Regions from separate parts of the Homo sapiens genome. Here regions 2, 3 and 4 are each linked to region 1. The links are chromatin contacts, found by Hi-C or POLR2A ChIA-PET in ENCODE. All regions are on one chromosome and are shown on one strand. The core of a region is the stretch at or near the end of the contact, and the rest is flanking DNA. Distances in the headings are between cores, read along the strand shown.

Evidence for each region. Hi-C counts contacts between places; a loop is a spot of excess contacts on that map. ChIA-PET counts read pairs that join two places held with the same protein, here RNA polymerase II (POLR2A). Pooled maps may share reads with other maps.
Region 2: a loop to region 1 is called in a map with no recorded cell type, with 3 times the contacts of the local background. The contact joins two enhancer-like sites. A Hi-C loop is called at or near these places in 4 of 37 single-sample maps with no recorded cell type and 2 of 50 pooled maps.
Region 3: a loop to region 1 is called in a pooled map, with 2.6 times the contacts of the local background. The contact joins the promoter of TBPL2 here to the enhancer-like site in region 1. A Hi-C loop is called at or near these places in 1 of 168 maps with a recorded cell type or tissue (endothelial cell of umbilical vein), 3 of 37 single-sample maps with no recorded cell type and 3 of 50 pooled maps. POLR2A ChIA-PET finds 5 or more read pairs at or near these places in 2 of 52 experiments (Panc1 and activated T-cell).
Region 4: a loop to region 1 is called in a pooled map, with 4 times the contacts of the local background. The contact joins two enhancer-like sites. A Hi-C loop is called at or near these places in 1 of 168 maps with a recorded cell type or tissue (endothelial cell of umbilical vein), 4 of 37 single-sample maps with no recorded cell type and 3 of 50 pooled maps.

What each region holds. Positions count from the first base shown.
Region 1 is chr14:56,197,912-56,200,611 of GRCh38, forward strand. All of the region lies in intron 2 of PELI2 (pellino E3 ubiquitin protein ligase family member 2), which reads left to right. Among named protein-coding and RNA genes, the nearest start is that of PELI2, 81 kb to the left of the region's middle. RefSeq lists an enhancer at 1,281-1,470. Within about 2 kb of position 1,365, at least 10 of the 41 ENCODE cell types and tissues checked have a DNase peak (open chromatin) inside an H3K27ac peak, as active enhancers do; they include endothelial cell of umbilical vein, where a contact is called at or near this core.
Region 2 is chr14:55,540,038-55,542,737 of GRCh38, forward strand. No RefSeq gene overlaps it. Among named protein-coding and RNA genes, the nearest start is that of KTN1-AS1, 39 kb to the right of the region's middle. Within about 2 kb of position 1,319, at least 2 of the 41 ENCODE cell types and tissues checked have a DNase peak (open chromatin) inside an H3K27ac peak, as active enhancers do.
Region 3 is chr14:55,439,289-55,441,988 of GRCh38, forward strand. TBPL2 (TATA-box binding protein like 2) reads right to left here and starts at 1,328. Exons shown (of 7, transcript NM_199047.3): 1 at 1,108-1,328. The coding sequence starts at 1,161. It also overlaps a transcript of FBXO34 not described here.
Region 4 is chr14:55,457,572-55,460,271 of GRCh38, forward strand. No RefSeq gene overlaps it. Among named protein-coding and RNA genes, the nearest start is that of TBPL2, 18 kb to the left of the region's middle. Within about 2 kb of position 1,405, at least 4 of the 41 ENCODE cell types and tissues checked have a DNase peak (open chromatin) inside an H3K27ac peak, as active enhancers do; they include endothelial cell of umbilical vein, where a contact is called at or near this core.

The DNA.
Region 1 (2,700 bases), core at 115-2,614:
TGAAGACACACACACACACACACACACACACACACACCAGGGATCATGACTGGTGAAGACACACACACACACACACACACACACACACACACACACACACACCCACCTCTTTGGTCCACTTCTCTAGAGAACCCTGACTAATACAACTAGGATGGTGGGAGTAGAAGTACAGAGAAGCGAATATATCTTTGAGGAAGAAGCAACGGGACTCTCTCAGAGGAATAATTAATTGATTGTAATGTATGGATGATGATGCCATTCAAGGCAAAAAAGAGGAGCCGGTTTAAGGAGAAACTCAAAGAGTTTGGTTTGGGTCTTGTGTAGTCTGAGATGCCAGTGAGATATGAGGGGAAGAGTTGAGGGCACAAATTGGATACATGAATCTGGAATTCAACCATGTAGAGAGGGGCAGAAGATTTAGGACTGAGCATTGGTGAATTCATCCTTTAGACAAAGGCTGAAAAGGAGTGACCAGGAAATAGGGAGGAGAACCCAGAGAGCGTGGCATCATGGAGCATGAGAGGAGTGTGCCTAAGGCAGACTGGAGTAGCTGACAACATCACATGCACTGAGTGAGTCCAGTGAGATGCGACTTAAAGGAAGGGACTTAGATTTGACCACTTGCAGGTTGGTGGCTATGGTGGCTAAGGCAAATCTGATGGAGCAGCGGGGACAGTGTCCAGCATGGAGTGGCTGAGCCATAAGCAGGAGATGAGCAAGTGCAGAGCCCACATGTGACAGCTCTTTGGAACAGATGTGCAGTGATGGGGAGTAGCAAAACTAGGGAGGGCTTGGGGGTCATGACTTTTTAATGATGGATGATAGGAGAGCATGCTTATATGCTGATGGAGATGACCCAGTATGGTGGGATATTGATGACAAGTAGAGAGAGGGTATAAATGGTTCTTGTTTTCTATCTATTCATTGGTCAATTTTGGTACTTTTATATTTTGTTAGAAAATCTTCCATCTACTCTGGATTTTTGACAAAGTGAATAATGTTCACTTTATTTTAATCATTAGTGTCTGTAATTATATCACCTTGTCTGTTCCTAATTTTGTATATTTTTTGTTCTTCTTTTCTTGCTTAAATAGCTTTTGTTTTACTCATATTTTCAAAGAGCCAGCTTATGACTTCACTTACTTTTTCTACTGTTATTTTCTTAAGTTTTATTAATTTTACCTTGTATCTTTCCCCCTTCCTCCTACAAGAATTCTGTAAACAAAAACAATTTTATTACTATCATGTGTGAGCCAAAAGTTTCTCTCTTGCTGCCCAAGGTCTTCCCCCATGAGAGTCATCATGTGATGCTTCTGGGTTGTCCTTAGTGATTGTCCTGAGTGTCTCCACATGCCCATATTTGGAAACTGAATGTAGCGGTTCTGCCTGGGCTCTAATCTCCATTTACTTCTGTTCTGTTTTTGTTTATACAAGAGACGGTCTGGCCTGGTCATTTCTCGTCTTGGTATGTTACTGCTGAGTCACAGTTCAGTTAACCAAGAACCATGAGAATGAAAGTTCTCAACTAATCACAGACGGTAGATTCCCCAATGCAATGAAAAACTCTTCTTTATATCAGGAATATTAAAATGGAAGATTACATTTAAAATAATAATTAAATCTACCCAGTGCTTCATGGTTCTTCTTGTTGATTTCTCAGGGTGTGGTTAGCAATGAACTGAGGTTTATAACTAGCAAGTATTAGTGAAAACCCCCTGATAATTCAGTTTAATGGCTACTTTGACACATTCATCCTGATTTAAACACAGACCCTACAGGTTATATAAACGGATAAGATACAAGTTGTTTTGGTAAATTAAAATCTGTAAATATGTATGATAAACCAGCCAGCTATTTCTTAAGTATTTACATGTAGTTTTCACTCAGCTTACCAGGGCCCAGGGATTTAATTAAGCTGTACTGCAAGTTCTGTTTATGGTTGTGCCATATACACAGGTGGTGCTCAATAAATCTTTGTTGACTTGATGTTGATTGAGTGTATCTGGGGTTTACCTTCACTGTAGAAATTACCTTACATGGATGGCAACGCTAGGTGTATTCACCTGGTAGACAGTGGGTCTGTATGAAGCTTAGGTTTTGCTGGCAGTCAGCAGTTTAAGTGATTAACGAAGAGTTCTTACAATACAGGGAGCAACGATTTAAAGACAGAATTCAAGGCCTCAATATAACTGTTTACATTCTTTTTAATCTGTGTCATAATTCATTTTCAAATATTTGTAGTTGTTATTGTAACAGAAGGTATTTCTTCTTTCTTTTACTGCTACTACACCACCTTGCCCTAACAATAATGAGAGTTCAAATACAGAGTGCTTATTCTGTGTCATACAGGTAATATCTATGGCCACCAGATTCTGTGCTAATAAGCACTTTGCATATTTTTTTTTACTTTCCCTCACAACAGTTTCACAAGGTAGGGCTTTTATCATTTCCATTTTCAGATGAGGCATGTGAGGCACAGAGTGTTAAGTAACCTCCCCAGGGTCACACAGCCGGTGAGAAGTGGAGTGAAGACACGCCTGGGTCTGTCTAATGCCGGAGCTTCCTTTCATAACTACCACACTCTACTGCCTTCGTTACCCTATAGGGTACCATCTAGAACTGGAAATGACGACCAAGAAGGAAGGAAATCTCACTAAAGGGCTGGTAAAATAATCAATATAACCACCATTCAGCCAAAAA
Region 2 (2,700 bases), core at 69-2,568, 660 kb before region 1:
CCAACTGAAATCTAGCTGAGTTTGACTAATGGGAGGCTGTTATAGCCAGAATAATGGTTCCTCAAAGATGTCCACACATTGCCTGGCAAAAGGGACTTTGTAGATGTGATTAAGGTTATGAGATGGAAAGATTATTGTGAATTAGCCATGTGGACTCACTCTAATCATATGAGCCCTTAAAACAGGAGAGAGTTCTCCGGCTGGGAGCAGGAGAGATAAGGCAGAGGGGAAGTCCGGGAAATTGGAAGCATGAGAAAGACTTGATCTGCCATTGCTGGCTCTGAAGATGAAGGGAGGCATGAACCAAGGAATGTGGGGGCAGCCTCTAGAGGTTGAAAGTCACTCCTATTTGACACTAAAGAAAGGAAACTGGGACCACAGTCTTACATTATCATGGAGCTGAATTTGCCAACAACCTGAAAGGGCTTGGAAGCAGATTCATACCTAGAGCCTTCAGAAAGGAGTGCAGCCCTGCCAACATCTTGATTTTGACCTTATGAGACTCTAAATAGGGGACCCAGGTGAGCCACACTGTACTGGGACTTCTGCTGTACATTTGTGACCCGTTGGGGTTGTAGTAATATTAGTTTTTCATATAGTCCCTCCAACCCAAGGGTCCTAAGAGCTTCCTGCTGTTGCTCTGCCCATCTGAGGTAACATCCATTCTCAGGTAGTCTTCTCAGGTAGTCTCAGATGCTGAGATCCAGTCTCAGCATCTTTTATCTCCTGTGTTATCAAGTCAGTGTAGTAAATTCCCTCTGCTTTAACTATTCTGAGTGGTTTCGATGTCCTAATTTGACCCTGTGTGACAATTATAGGATAATAGATATCTTGAAGTTTTTGGTGGTGTTGGAAGGGGGATGCAATCATTCATTCATTCAATAAACATTTATTGACAAGTCTATACTATATATCAGCAGTGAACAGGGAAGACAATCCTTGACTTCAATGAACTCTGCTCTTTAGTCAGGTAGGCAGAACTCTAATCAGGAATTGAAATAAAGCATTAGTATTGTGATAAGCGAAGAACAGAGGCCTATGAGAACATAGAGCAGGGAGTTCTTAAACTGATCTACGATCTAGAGAAGGATTCAATAAAGAGGAAATATTTAATGAGACTTGAAGATTGAGTAGGCTTATCCAGATCTTCCAAAAGTATAATTAATAAGGTGGGAAAGTGGGGTTGGTAGAGATTAAAACAACCCTGTTTTCTCCTGCTAGAACTTTAAATTGTTTTATTAAAAACAGTTTCTCTCAGTCCTGACTCTGTTGATAATATCAAGGTATTGGTTTTGAATAAACACTATGAGTCAGCAGGGTTACAGTAAACTCATAAGCTTAGTCAATGTCTGATTCTTGTCTGTGCAGAAGGAATGAATCAATAATGTGAAGGAAAGGTTAATACCATTTTCAAATATTATAAAGTTCTGTTGGATTGCCTAACCCAGCAGCCATTCTCAATTCCTTTCTTGCCTGCCCATCACATTTTCATTCAGAGGCTTCTTTTCCCAGCCTCTTGTAGCTGGGAGCATCCCTGAAACATAGGTCTGGTCAACCAGACTGAAGCAGGATTTGTTGAGGATTTTCTGTCTTCCTAGTGAAAAGGACAGACGGGGCTTATGCTGCTTTTCCTCTCTTCGTACCTTGAATTGAGATATAATGTCTGAAATCACAACAGCTATTTTGTGGTCACGAGGCAACAAATGCAAATTTAAAAGCCATTATGATAAAGCATGGTCTATAGTAGAAGAGTATTTCCCAAATCCTGTTTGCTCCTTATATAGAATCTAGCCTTAGAAGCCTTTGACTTGAGCTTTACTGAGGAAGAAACTGCATATGTCAAGCAGGAAAAACAAAAGCAAAAATGAGCCTTTTTCTTTACTATATAAGTAATATGTGTCAATTTTAGATAAATTACATATGATGTGTGAATTTTTAAAAAACCTAGATAGGACTTCTTGTTTCCCACCTGGCATATAAGAAGCTTAGAAGTTACCACGCTGGCCTTACAATAAGTAAAAAGCTGAACAAACTGAAAAATCGAGAACTCTTCTTAGATCTGTCAGAGAGTGAGATCACAGGGCAAACTGCTGCCTCAAAGATTGGAGAGAGACAGGCAGAAGCAGAATCACAACTTACTGGAGCAGAAACCTCTGCGGAACCAGTGACAGGATAACTGAACTGTAATTGATGAATTAATAGAGGCTCAGTGTGGGCAGCTCTCAGAGTTAAAAATTCCAGGGAGACCCAGTCAAGGTGGGGATGGGGGCACACTTTTGTGAGTTTTACTTCTGGGAACTCTACCAGCTCCTCACAATAAATATCGGATAATGTTATTGGATAATAAAGGAATAGGAACAATATTTGAAGCAATAATGACTGAGAATTTCCCCCAAATTAATGTCAGACACCAAACCACAGATCCAGGAAGCTCAAAATCAAGCAAGATAAATGCCAAAAACATTGCAACTATACATACGATATTAGATCATAAATATTGTGCTTCTGGCAGGGGGAGGGGAAAAAGAAACCATTTTGAAATACACCAGAGCGTTTTATTTTTCCTAACAAGGCCTGCCTCAGGAGAAACTATTTTACCAGAGCCCTACTTGCTGGGGCTTTATCACGGCCTAACCTACCTGGGGGAAGTGAAAGACCCAACTCCAGCCTCCTCTAGCTATCTTGTCTCACCTAAGAGGA
Region 3 (2,700 bases), core at 78-2,577, 760 kb before region 1:
AAAAAAGCCACAGGTGTTTCTAGTTGACATTTGGCAAACCCTGCAACCACCAGCTCCACCAGAGACTTGACTTCTAGAGGGAGGCCTAGTACTGGCATCCATGCTGCAGGGGACAGGGGCTCTCTGTTTCCCCTGTCAAAGCAGAAACCCGTGGGAACCTGAAGTCACTACAGCTAGCACAATGCACTCTCTGTGCATGTCCTTTAGAACCAGGCGGGGGGCCAGGAGTGGTGGCTCACGCCTGAAATCCCAGCACTTCGGGAGGCCAAGGTGGGTGGGATGACTTGAGGTCAAGAGTTCAACACCAGCCTGGGGAGAAAAGCAAACCCCCCCCCGTCTCTACTAAAAAATACAAAAATTAGCCGGGCATGGTGGCTCACGCCTGTAATCCCAGCACTTTGGGAGGCCAAGGCGGGTGGATCACGAGGTCAGGAGATCGAGACCATCCTGGCTAACACGGTGAAACACTGTCTCTACTAAAAATACAAAAAAATTAGCCGGGCGTAGTGGCGGGCTCCTGTAGTCCCAGCTACTCGGGAGGCTGAGGTAGGAGAATGGCGTGAACCTGGGAGGCAGAGCTTGCAGTGAGCCGAGATCGCGCCACTGCACTCCAGCCTGGGTGACAGAGCGAGACTCTGTCTCAAAAAAAAAAAAAAAAAAAAATTAGCCAGGTGTGGTGCGTGTGCCTGAAATCCCAGCTACACGGGAGGCTGAGGCACGAGAATCGCTTGAACCCAGGAGGCGGAGGTTGCAGTGAGCTGAGATCGCGCCACTGCACTCCAGCCTGGGCGAGACTCCATCTCAGAGAAAAATCAATCAATCAATCAATCAATCAATCAAAAACCAGAACAACCTGGGAAGGGCCATGTAATCTGGTAACTGAGTGAACGGTTCTGGATTCGTGCTAGATGAAGTTCGAGCTCTGTTTGGCAACCTTGGTCAAATTATTTCACTTTTCGAAGCTTCTAACCTTCAACTTAATGACTTGGGAAACCAAGCCCGCCTCTTATGGTCGCTATGAGTTTTAAGAGGAACGAAGGCAAAGCCCTTGGCACAGGACCGGGCGGGACTTGGGTCCTGACTCTGGGACAGTGGCGGCAGCCTCACCTGAGCGGCGCACTGGTCCAGGTAGAGCTCCAGGTAGGTCTCCTCCTGCTCCATGGACCGTAATCCCACTGTTGGGGGTGGGGGCGGGTAAGAGGGTAAGCGCGGAGCGAGCAGCCTCGGAACCCGCTCCGGCCAGGGCGCAGAGGCCATTTATGAGCCTGGGGGCAGCGAGGCGGGGCGGCCCTCGGCCCAGGTTCCTGCAGAGGGCGCGAGAGAAGCGTTGGGCGATGGGCTTGGAGCGGGATGCGGAACCCAGCTACCGGCCCATGGGCGCTGGGAAGCGGAGATGGGCTAGGGGTGGGCCGGAGAGGGGCGTCTCGCCTGGGGGCAGTCACCCCACTCTGCCCGCAGCTGGGAAGGGCCTGGGCCTGCAGATTTGATTTCCTTCGATACTCGCAATGTGGTCTTTGCTCCCAGGAGAGAAATTCTCGGTGCAAGTGCATGGAAAGTGAGAAAAAAAAAGGGATTTTTTGTTGTTGTTGTTGAGATGGAATCCCACTCTTTCGCCCAGTGCCATCTTGGCTCACTGCAACCTCCGCCTCCCGGGTTCAAGCTATTCTCCTGCCTCAGCCTCCCAAGTAGCTGTGATTACAGGTACGCACCACCATGACCTGCTAATTTTTGTATTTTTAGTAGAGACTGGTTTCACCTTGTTGGTCAGGCTGGTCTGAAACTCCTGACCTCAGGTGATCCACCCGCCTCGGCCTCCCAAAGTGCTGGGATTACAGGCGTGAGCCACTGCACCCAGCCGTTTTTCTAAGAAACTTAAATACTAGGTTTCCACCCTGTCGCCAAGGCTGGAGTGCGGTGACAGGCGACCATAGCTCACTGCAGCCTCGACCTCCTGGACTCAAGCTCCTGCCTCAGCCTCCCTAGCAGTTGGAATTACAGGCGGGTGCCACCACGCCTGGCTAATTTTATTTTTATAATTTTTATTTTTAGTAGTGACAAGGTCTCGGTATGTTACCTAGGCTGGTCCTGGACTCTTGGTCTCAAGCCATCCTCCTGCCTCAGACTCCCAAAATGCTGGGATTACAGGCATGAGCCACTGCATTCCGCCAGGGATGTTTTTTTTCTCTTGAGCAGAGTGAGTGGAATGAGTCACCTTACCTAGTCAGGTGTAGTATTTTTACATTATCATTACTTCTCACCATCAAATCCCACGTGGTTTTTCTCCAGTCACTGAGCGTTCCGTCTAAAGCCACATACAAAACAGTGTGTTGCTGCACAGTTAGGGTTGAGGAAATCTCACGAAAATAACGCAAAACATTCAGAGAGGGTTTCTCTTTCCTGAAATCATTATTTTAATTTTCAGTGCCTGCATAAGAGCTTAACTGTGTAGAACAACTTTATAAACATAATTGATACCTTTTTTCTTTTCTTTTCTTTTTTTGAGACAGAGTCTGCTCTGTCACCCAGGCTGGAGTGCAGATCTTGGCTCACTGCAACCTCCGCCTCCCAGGTTCCAGCAATTCTTGTGCCTCAGTCTCCCGAGTAGCTGGGATTACAGGTGCCTGCCACCATGCCCAGCTAATTTTTGTATTTTTAGTAGAGACGAGTTTTCACCTTGTTGGCCAGGCTGGTCTCAATCTC
Region 4 (2,700 bases), core at 155-2,654, 740 kb before region 1:
CTCAGTCTCCAGACTGCCACTGGTCATGGCTGTGCGTGTGGTGCAAGCTTTAATGAAGATTTGGGCACCGGTGTGTGTATGTGCACGCATGTGTGTGCATGAGTGTGTGTGCATGTGTGCATGTGTCTGTGCATGAGTGTGTGTGCGTATGAGTGTGTGCATGTGTGTGTGCGTGCATATGTGTGCATAAGTGTGTGTGCATTCATGTTTGTGCATGTGCATATGTGTTAATTTCCTAGGGCTGCCATAAAAAGTAACACAAACTGAGAGGCTTAAACAATAGAAATTTCTTGTCTCATTGTCTCACAGTTCTGGAAGCTAGACACCTGAGATGAAGGTGTCTGCAGGGCTATGCTGTTTCTAACAGGTGCTAGGGAAGGATCTGTTCCAGGTCTCCCCTCCAGCTTCTGGTAGTTTCTTGGCTTGTGGCAGCATCACTCCTGTCTTCATATGGCTGTCACCGTGTGAGTGTCTGTGTTCAGATTTCCTCCTTGTATAACCACAGTAACATTGGATTAGGGGTCTACCCTACTTCACTATGACCTCATCTTAATTAACTATATCTGCAATGACCCTATTTCCAAATAAGATCATATTCTCAGGCACTGCGGGTTAGGACTTTAGCATATGAATTTTCAGCGGACACAATTCAACCCATAATTGTGTGTTTGTATGTGTGCGCATGTGTGGTCATGGTTAGGGATGTTAGATTACAGAATAGAAGGGTAAAACACTTTGAACTGCATACTCAACCATCCCAGTTCTCAAAAGTCCTCAGCCTTTCTGTCCTCTGAGGGCGCATCCTGTGTCCTGCCTTCCCCACAGCCTCCTGCCATGCAGTGGGACACCTTCTGGCCCTCTTCTTGGGATTTTCCCTGCTTCTTCATGGCTCATTCAGCTCCAACTCCAAAAATCACTGTGCATTTCTGATATAAAAGTTTCACTATTTTCCTCCCCAGGCCAACCATCCAGGCCTGGTCTAGAGGGCCATCTTAATAACTAAAAAGTCCACTAGAGATGTTTCTAACAAAGACAGTTCTCTTGCTGAGGAGGAATTCTGTGGTCAGCTCTGATAGTAACACTTTTTTTCTCTTCCTTTCATCAGTTAAATGAAATTATTTATTAGCCTAAATGTTTTATGCACTAGTTTCTGTTATTTCTGGGTATATTTAAAAAACAATGCCTCCTGTACAAAATCAGAAAAAAACAGAAATGATAGTGAGGACAGGTTGTGCCTCATGGGCCAGGGATGGACAGCTTATTACCCCTCCTTCTACTGGAAACATACTAATAAATACGATAACTCTTTCCTGCCAGGCAAGGTCATGGTTTCAGAACCGTTCTCTATAGAGTTGACTCAGGCCATCGTTATGAGTTCATTAGAGCTGATATGAGAGATTAAGTCAATTTGCCATCACTGTTCTAGACATTCTGTGGAGGGAATTTTATGCTTCTGGTGATGACTTCTATTTGTGTTCATTAACAGTTGCTAGTGTTTGGAAATGAATATAGGGTGGACAATGTGATTTCTGTATTAGTCAGAATAGGCTGAGTCATGCAATGGTAAAAAATGACACCCAAATCTTGGTAGCTAACATGAATAAAGGTTGATTTCTTGCTCATAACACGTGTCCTTTCAGGATCACCTGAAGTTCTGCTCCATATCCCCTTCATTCAGGGACTCAGGCTGACGGAGCAGCCTCTACCTGGAATATTGCTGCTCTCGTAGCAGAGGGAGAGAGGACATGGGCGAACAATAAGCTGGCTCTTTAAAGCTTCTGCTTTTAAGTGAGCCAAGTCAATTCCACTCACATTTCATTGGCTAAGCAAAATGTCAATGCGGAGAGGAAGTATTAATTCTTCCTCAGAGAGGGGCAGCAACAGCATTAAAACAGTTTACATCAGGTACCTAATTTTTGTTATTGATCTTAAATGTCCGAGAAATGAAGTGAAAGAAAATGGAGACCTTTTATATTAATTTTAATGGCTCTTCTTTACTCTTCTTACTATATGTGGTAGAATTCTTATGAGGCTTAAAGAATAGAAATACATATTTGATGGGATTGACATCAGAACCTTTATTATTTAATGCCTTTTCTGTAGCAGGAATGTAACTAGTTTTAAGAGAAGGCTACTTAATGGTCAAAATAGTTGTATTAATGAAGGACTAAGATAATCATGGTTAAATCCCAACTCTAATGATCTAATACAACACTGTTGTTATTTATCTTCATAGCAAATTATGGTAAACCTAACATTATTATCCTAATGAAACATATGTTGTACTTTTTTACATGCTTTTGCTAGGCAAATCATATTTTCATATCAAAATACATTAAGGCAGATATTAAAGGGTAGGTGCAGTGGCTCATGCCTGCAATCCCAGCACTCTGGGAGGCCTAGGCGGGCAGATCACTTGATGTCAGGAGTTCGAGACCAGCCTGACCAACATGGTGAAACCCCATCCCTACTAAAAATACAAAAAAAATTAGCTGGGTGTGGTAACACATGCCTGTAATCCCAGCTACTGGGCTGAGACAGGAGAATCGCTTGAACTCGGGAGGCGGAGGTTGCAGTGAACCAAGATTGCACCACTGCACTCCAGCCTGGGTGAAAGAGCAAGACTCTGTCTCAAACAAAACAAAAACAAACCAAAAAAAAAAAAAACCCAGATATTAAAAAATGATCACTTGCTGTGAT